Linked DNA regions of Homo sapiens: region 1 is linked to region 2. The links are chromatin contacts, found by Hi-C in ENCODE. All regions are on one chromosome and are shown on one strand. Each heading gives the region's core, a stretch centred on a gene start or an enhancer-like site at or near the end of the contact. The rest is flanking DNA. Distances are from core to core; before and after follow the strand shown.

The links. A loop is a pair of places that touch in the nucleus more often than their neighbours do.
Region 1: a map with no recorded cell type shows a loop between it and region 2 (2.2-fold over the local background). The contact joins the enhancer-like site here to the promoter of OCIAD1-AS1 in region 2. A Hi-C loop is called at or near these places in 2 of 168 maps with a recorded cell type or tissue (GM12878 and endothelial cell of hepatic sinusoid) and 2 of 37 single-sample maps with no recorded cell type.

What each region holds. Positions count from the first base shown.
Region 1 is chr4:48,942,154-48,945,802 of GRCh38, forward strand. No RefSeq gene overlaps it. Among named protein-coding and RNA genes, the nearest start is that of OCIAD2, 37 kb to the left of the region's middle. Within about 2 kb of position 2,243, at least 5 of the 41 ENCODE cell types and tissues checked have a DNase peak (open chromatin) inside an H3K27ac peak, as active enhancers do.
Region 2 is chr4:48,858,668-48,862,024 of GRCh38, forward strand. OCIAD1-AS1 (OCIAD1 antisense RNA 1) reads right to left here and starts at 1,536. Exons shown (of 2, transcript NR_146806.1): 1 at 1,490-1,536. OCIAD1 (OCIA domain containing 1) reads left to right here. Exons shown (of 9, transcript NM_017830.4): 9 at 2,058-3,148. The coding sequence ends at 2,095.

The DNA.
Region 1 (3,649 bases), core at 993-3,492, 84 kb after region 2:
GGGACTCACCTGGGAGCTGGGAAGAGCTCATACTCTCCTTCCCCAGCTGGAGAAGCGAGTGTATAGGTCCTGATGGCATTTGGGCTGCACACCACACAGAGTAGAGACGATGCTCTGTTCTAACCCAGACTGTGAAATGCCACTCTGAAATTCTAGGTTCTCCAATTTTCTTGAGCATCAGAATCATGTGAGAAGTTTGTGTTAGGTGCAGATTCTTAGATCCAGTCTCCTGGAGATTGATTCAGAGGTCTGTGTTTGAACCAAAGAATCTTCATTTTTAATGCATTATCTTCAGCTATTCTGATGGTGGAGTCTGCAGAAAACACCATGGGAAACAAGTCCTGTGGTATGCAGAATTAAGAAGCCACCAAGATTTCTCACCTGTGGTGCACAAGACCTGCATAATCCCAGGACTGTGAATTTGGTGGATTTTACTCCCATGATTAGATTATGTTATAAGCATAGTTCCTCTTAAAATAGGGAGATTATCCCAGCAAGCCTGGAGCCTGACCTAATCACATGAACTCTTCCTCCCCCCTCCCTCCCTCCCTTCCTTCCTTCCTTCTTTCCTTCTTTCCTTCCTTCCTTCTCTCTCTTTCTCTCTCTCTTCTTTCTTTTCTTTCCTTCTTTCTTTCTTTTCTTTCCTTTCTTTCCTCTCTCCTTCCCTCCCTCCCTTCCTTCTCTTTTTCTCTCTCTTTTTCTTTCTTGCTTTCTTTCTCTCTCTCTCCCTTCCTTCCTTCCTTCTCTTTCCCTCCCTCCCTCCCTCCTTCCTTCCTTTTTTTTTTTTTTTTGTAGAAATGGGGGTCTGGCTGTGTGGCCCAGGCTCGTCTCGAACTCCTGGGCTCAAGTGATCCTCCTGCCTTGGCCTCTCAAACTGCTGGAATTACAGGTGTGATTCACTGTACCCAGCACATGAACTCTTTAAGAGGAGAGAGTTTTCTTTGACTGATGGCAGAAGAAGAGATCAGAGGTTAGAAGTACAAGGAGGATTCGATGTGCTGTTGCTGGCTTGAAGATGAAGGGATGACAAGGAACTTGAGCAGTCTTTAGGAATGGAGAGTGGCACCTGCCTGGCAGACAGCAAAGAAATGGGGACCTCAGGCTACAGCTGCAAGGAACTGGATTCTACCAATGGCAAGAATGATCTTGGAAATGAATTTTCCTCAGTGTCAGCCCAGCGGATACCTTGATTTCACCATTGGGATATCAGAGCAGAGAGCCCAGCCACTCTGTGCTGGACATGTGATGGACAGAACTGCAAGCTAATAAATGGGTGTTGTTTTAAGCCACTACATTTGTGGCATTTGTCATGCATCGGTAGAAAATTAATAGAAAAACCATTGTGTTAAGCACATGTTGGAGACAGAAGAGAGAAGAAATAAAGAGATTCAGTTCTGCCACTAGTTGGTCCAGGTGAGAGCAGACAGCAGAGGGAGCTCCCTCTCAGGTTCTCCCTGGTCATGGAGATGATGTGCCCACCCCACCTCCCTCATGGATTTGTTGGGAGATTCAAATGAGGTATAAACATAAGACAGGAAGAACAGAATCTTTATGAAAATATGAGTTCAGGGACTTTTATAAGATTCTTCTCAGGCATTCTTCTAAATAGAATATATGGGTTTTTGAATGAGAAATTTATTGTACATCCAAAGATATACAGAAAGAACTTTTCTTAAAATATATATACACATAAATATATATAAATATATATAAAAATATATATAAATATACATATAAATATATATAAATATACATATAAATATATATAAATATATATAGAAATATATAAAAATATATATAAAAATATATATAAATATATATAAATATATATATAAATAATATATAAATATATATAAATATATAAAAAATATATAAATATATATAAATAATATATATATAAATATATATAAATAATATATATATAAATATATATAAATAATATATATATAAATATATATATATATTCTGTTTTAGAGACAAGATCTCCCTATGTCATCCAGGCTGGAGTGCTGTGACATGATCATAGCTCAACTGCAGCTTGAAATTCCTGAACTCAAGGGATCTCCCTCCTCTGCCTCCCAAAATGCTGGGATTACAGGCATGAGCCACGGCGCCAAGCCCAGAAAGTACTTCTCTATGGCAGTATTAAAACAAACAGAGCACCACCCTACACACTGGGGCTTGCTGCCAAGTGCCCACAGACCATGGCTGGGCAATGAGGATGGATTCAATGTAGGCCTCGAGCCTGAGGCGACTCCCCCTTTCTCCTTGTGAGCCTGGATCAATGGGACAAAGGGAGTGGACAACAGGGAGTGGAATCTAATGTATGAGTCAGAATCTAGTCAGGAAAGCAGAAACCACATTGGCTACTACAACAGACAGAAGATAATGTGAGAAATCGGTGTTGGAGGGCTAAAGGAGCAAAGGGAACACCGGTGTGAACAGAGAAATAACCACAAGAAGTAGCTACCGCTCCATAGGGCTGCGGGAACAAAAGGAAGTTGCTGGGATTATTTTAATCTAGAAATTTCGAGGAGGAGCCTCTTGGAGCTGGGATGCAGATCCCTGAGGAGGAAGCCATATCCGGGTGGTGCTGGCACCACTGCGAGGGTAAAATGAGGCTGGCTCCGGGTATGTTGACAAAAGCTGGAGTCTGCAACAAGTGTCCTGCTAATCTTGCAGCCTCTCTAGTGCCCCCTATTGGCAGGACCGAATAGGGTAGCAAGCAGGCCAAAGAACAGATTTTTTTTTTTTTTTTTTTTGGCCAAGTTCAGCCAGAGTATCGCAAAGCAGTTTATGCAAGGCAGGTTTGGAGCTGAGAAACAGTACCTTAATAACCAGCACAGGTGGTTTCCAGTGCAAACCAGAGAAACCCAAGCTCATTTGAAGGGCTCTAACAGTGGCAGGAAATGGGAGGTGGGAGGGCTGGCTTATTTTGAACTCCCTCTTTGCTATACAAAAGATCTAAGATCTCAAGGCATCTGAAAGGCAGCTTTCTCACAATAGTAACCCTGGGGTGGAGATAGAGAGGTGGGCGGTGGGGCTGGAGAATACCTGTTAGCATGTGTCATAAGAATCATATTCTCCGGCTGAGCTGGGCTCATGGTCTAAGCTTTTGCTTCTCTAGCAAGGGTACTTGTAAGGTACTTGGAAGGTGTTTAGGGAAAATATTTTCATATTAAATAGATGAGCAATTGTACCATCTTGGGTCTGTTCAGAGTACAGTGTTAATATGGAATGGAGTACAAAATTTATTTTTAAAGATAATATTTCAGATGTCAAAGCAAATATATGTTTGCAGCTGGCCACTTAAATAATCTCCCATCCTTCCAGAGTCCTTGAAAAAGTTTGGGAAGCATTCCTAGTCACATTATCTATCACCTACATTTTAAAAAAATGCTCAGGGAGGGGTCTTTTTGTCAGGAAAGAACTATTTTTAGGATTTTCTTGTTTGTACTTAAAATTAAAAATTTAAAAGAAATTACAAATATTAAAATTTAGTTTTTTTTTTTTTGAGACGGAGTCTCGCTCTGTTGCCCAGGCTGGAGTGCAGTGGCACGATCTCGGCTCACTGCAACCTCTGCCTCCCGGGTTCATGCCATTCTCCTGCCTCAGCCTCCCGACTAGCTGGGACTACAGACACCTGCCA
Region 2 (3,357 bases), core at 286-2,785:
TGGTCTCAAACTCCTGGGCTCAACCAGTCCTTTCACCTTGGCCTCCCAGAATGCTGGGATTATAGGTGGGAGCCACTGTGCCTGACCTTTCTTGTACATTTGTGAATTTGAAAGAGTTATATGCCAGCTTCTAAGGCATTTCTTAAAGATGAATTTTTAAATCCTGGTTTCTTTTAAGTCTTTTTGGAATAGCTATACATTAGCCAAAGTAAATTTTTTGATACAAGTTTACCTCTAAAGGAAGAGGACATTCGAATAGGGTTTTATAGCTATTTCAGTATAGGGTTTTATGATTTTCTCTTAAGGAATTTCAGAGTATGTGTCATTGTTTCAAGATTTTCTATTTACTACTTTAAAAATGGAAATAATAGGTCTTTGGTACCTTCTTGAAGGTCATATGCCACAAAGAATGCAAAAATACATGAAAGTCCTTAGTATTTGTTGTTATGGTCATTTTTTAGAGCTAATTTTATTTTTAATCATTAGCGGTTGCTTCGTTTGGAGTTCTGTTTTTATAACAATGATAGATAATATCTGCATCATATTATTGATGTAAAAAAAATCTACCTTTGAAATGAATTAGGGATGTACCATACTTTTGAATGTTTGTCATCAAACAACATTTAGCATAAACTGCATCTAGTGGCCATTGCTCTGTAATATGTAAAGACTTGTCGGTACTTTGTCCTGCTAATTAATTTGAGGATTTAGATTGTAAGCTCTGTGAGGGCAGAAAGTAATATTTTTCTCATTTTTGTAATCTTTTCTATTATTGTCTGCATAGCATAGTACTTTACACTGTATCAGAAATTGAGTATTTTGGTTTAGGCTTCTATGGTAATAGAGGTTAAGAAAGGAAATTTGGTAGACCTTTAACATTTGCTGGATTTTGACATTTTTGATTTTTGACTGAAGTCTTCAAGTTCTGTTACATGACACAAGAATGTGAAATGATTTTTTCTTTTTTTGGGAAAAGCTGGTTTTTTGTGTGCTTTATATAATTTAAAGAAAAGACTTGTTATGAAATAGTTTCAGTCATTTTCTGAATTATTGTTGAAATTAGTACAGGGTAGATTCACATGGTCAGAAAGTGTCACTTAAAGTTTTCACCTTTAGCTTATGTGGTTGATATTTATCTAATTAGAAATTAAGACCCAGAAATTTAAAAAATTCAAGCACATATTCCATTAGCTGCCAGAGCAATGTCACCACACATCCTGTAGCTTCTAGAAAACCATGTAACATATACTCATGAGGGAATGAGAGCAAGGGGAAAAGGCAAAATGTGAAACATAAGGATATATAATGTCTTAGTATAATAATGAAATAATTTTGACTTCATGTATTCCCTGAAGAGTCCACACTGTGATAACTGCTGCTTTATATTGTTATGATTACTCACAGACAGAAGCTATGTGGAAGAGAAGCAAAAAAGTAAAGGAGTAGAATAGACAGCGGAGCATGTTTTAAAATGTAAAATATAGAGTACCTGTAAAATGTAGTAGTATTTTCTTCTTATAGTAGTATTTACAGCCCTGAGAGAGAAGATTGAATTAATTACAACTTGAACACTTGACCATTTCTACTGCTGTATTTTTTGTGAAAAACGAAAATTCAAATGTTTGTTTTATTATTTCCCACTATTTTTTTTTTTTTTTGTATATGGCTTAATATGTGCCACACTTAGGTAGTATGGTAAAGATGTAAAGGTACCTAGGCTTTGGATCTAAACAGACCTATACTCAAATCTCAGTTCTTGTTAGGGCTTGTACCTTGGGCAAGTTACTAATCTTTTTTCTCACCATTAAAATGAGAATTGTGTTTAGAAGTTTGTTATGAGGACTAACTATTTATGTAAAATTCTAGATACAATGCATTTGTCCAACCCCAAGTTCACAAAAGTCTGGTCATCCCCTTTTTGTAATTATAATTTGACTCTCATGTGCTTTTATTCAAATGAGAGAGAAACATAACTTTTCATCATAGCAACAAACTTAAAATAATGTCTTTTACTTATTATTGCTTGGAATCATCAATTATTTATGCTTTTTTCCTAGTCAAAGTAAACAAGTATGGAGATACTTGGGATGAGTGAAAAATTACATCATTGGACATGAAGGAGTTTCAACATCCAGCTTCATCTAGGTGGTCATGATTACCTGCATGCTTTGAGCTCAGCAGCAGTCTTCATAAACACATTTAAAACAAGATCCTGGGTTTTTGTGGTTTGACTTCTATGGTGTTTTAAAAAAACACAGATTTTTAGTGTTAATATTGTGTAAATGTACTCACCTTAGGGATTCATTTGAATGATGGTATTATACCATGATTGTATACAGTTTGTGAAATTGTTGCAAGGGCAAAGATAACTCTTAAAAAACCGTCGAGATTACAATGCTCTAGAATCAGCATATAAGAAAATAAATGATATCTGCATGTTGAATTGGGGTGGATGGGGGGAGCAAGCATAATTTTTAAGTGTGAAGCTTTGCATCAAGAAATTATTAAAAAGCTTTTTTTCTCCAGTATTTTCTGTATTATCTTAATGTTTATGGCAAATAAAATGTAAAGGAACATGCAACAGCCCTCATCTTCCTTGATTTTATGGTTTTATTGTTTGTAATTTATTGATTTATTTTTAAGCTAGTTATAATCATGTAGGTATAGGAAATAAAGTCATCTATAATATTTCTATAATATGGCTATAATATGGCTATAAATCTATAATATGGCTGGAGGCAGTGGGCAGTGGTTCATGCCTGTAATCCCAGCACTTTGGGAGGCCGAAGTGGGAGGATTGCATGAGTCCAGGAGTTTGAGACCAGCCTGGGCAACAAAGCGAGACCCTGTCTTTACAAAAAAATAAAAATTAGCTGGCGATGGTGTCGTGTGCCTGTAGTCCTAGTTACTTAAGAGGCTGAGTTGGGAGGATCAGTTGAACCCAGTGGTTCTGGGTTGCAGTGAGCTGTGGTCACACCACTGAACTCCAGCCTGTGCGACTGAGTGAGACCCTGTGTCTAAAAAAATAAAAATATAATGAATGTGATTTATGTAGATAAATTGATAATATAGTAAATAGGTAAATGCCTTAAAAAGCATTTTTAAAGAATTTGTAAATTCTAAAACAATAAAAATTTGGTATACATCACAGAGACTGATATTATGTTAAAAAGAAAAATTGGTGTACAGTGACCCTTCGTATCTGTGGGTTCCGTATCTGCAGATTCAATCAACTGCAGATTGAAAATATTTGAGGGAGAGAAATGGATGGTTGTCTGTACTGAACTCTTGTTATTCCCAAACAATACATTGTAATAACTATTTACATAGCATTTACATTAGGCATTACAAGTAATC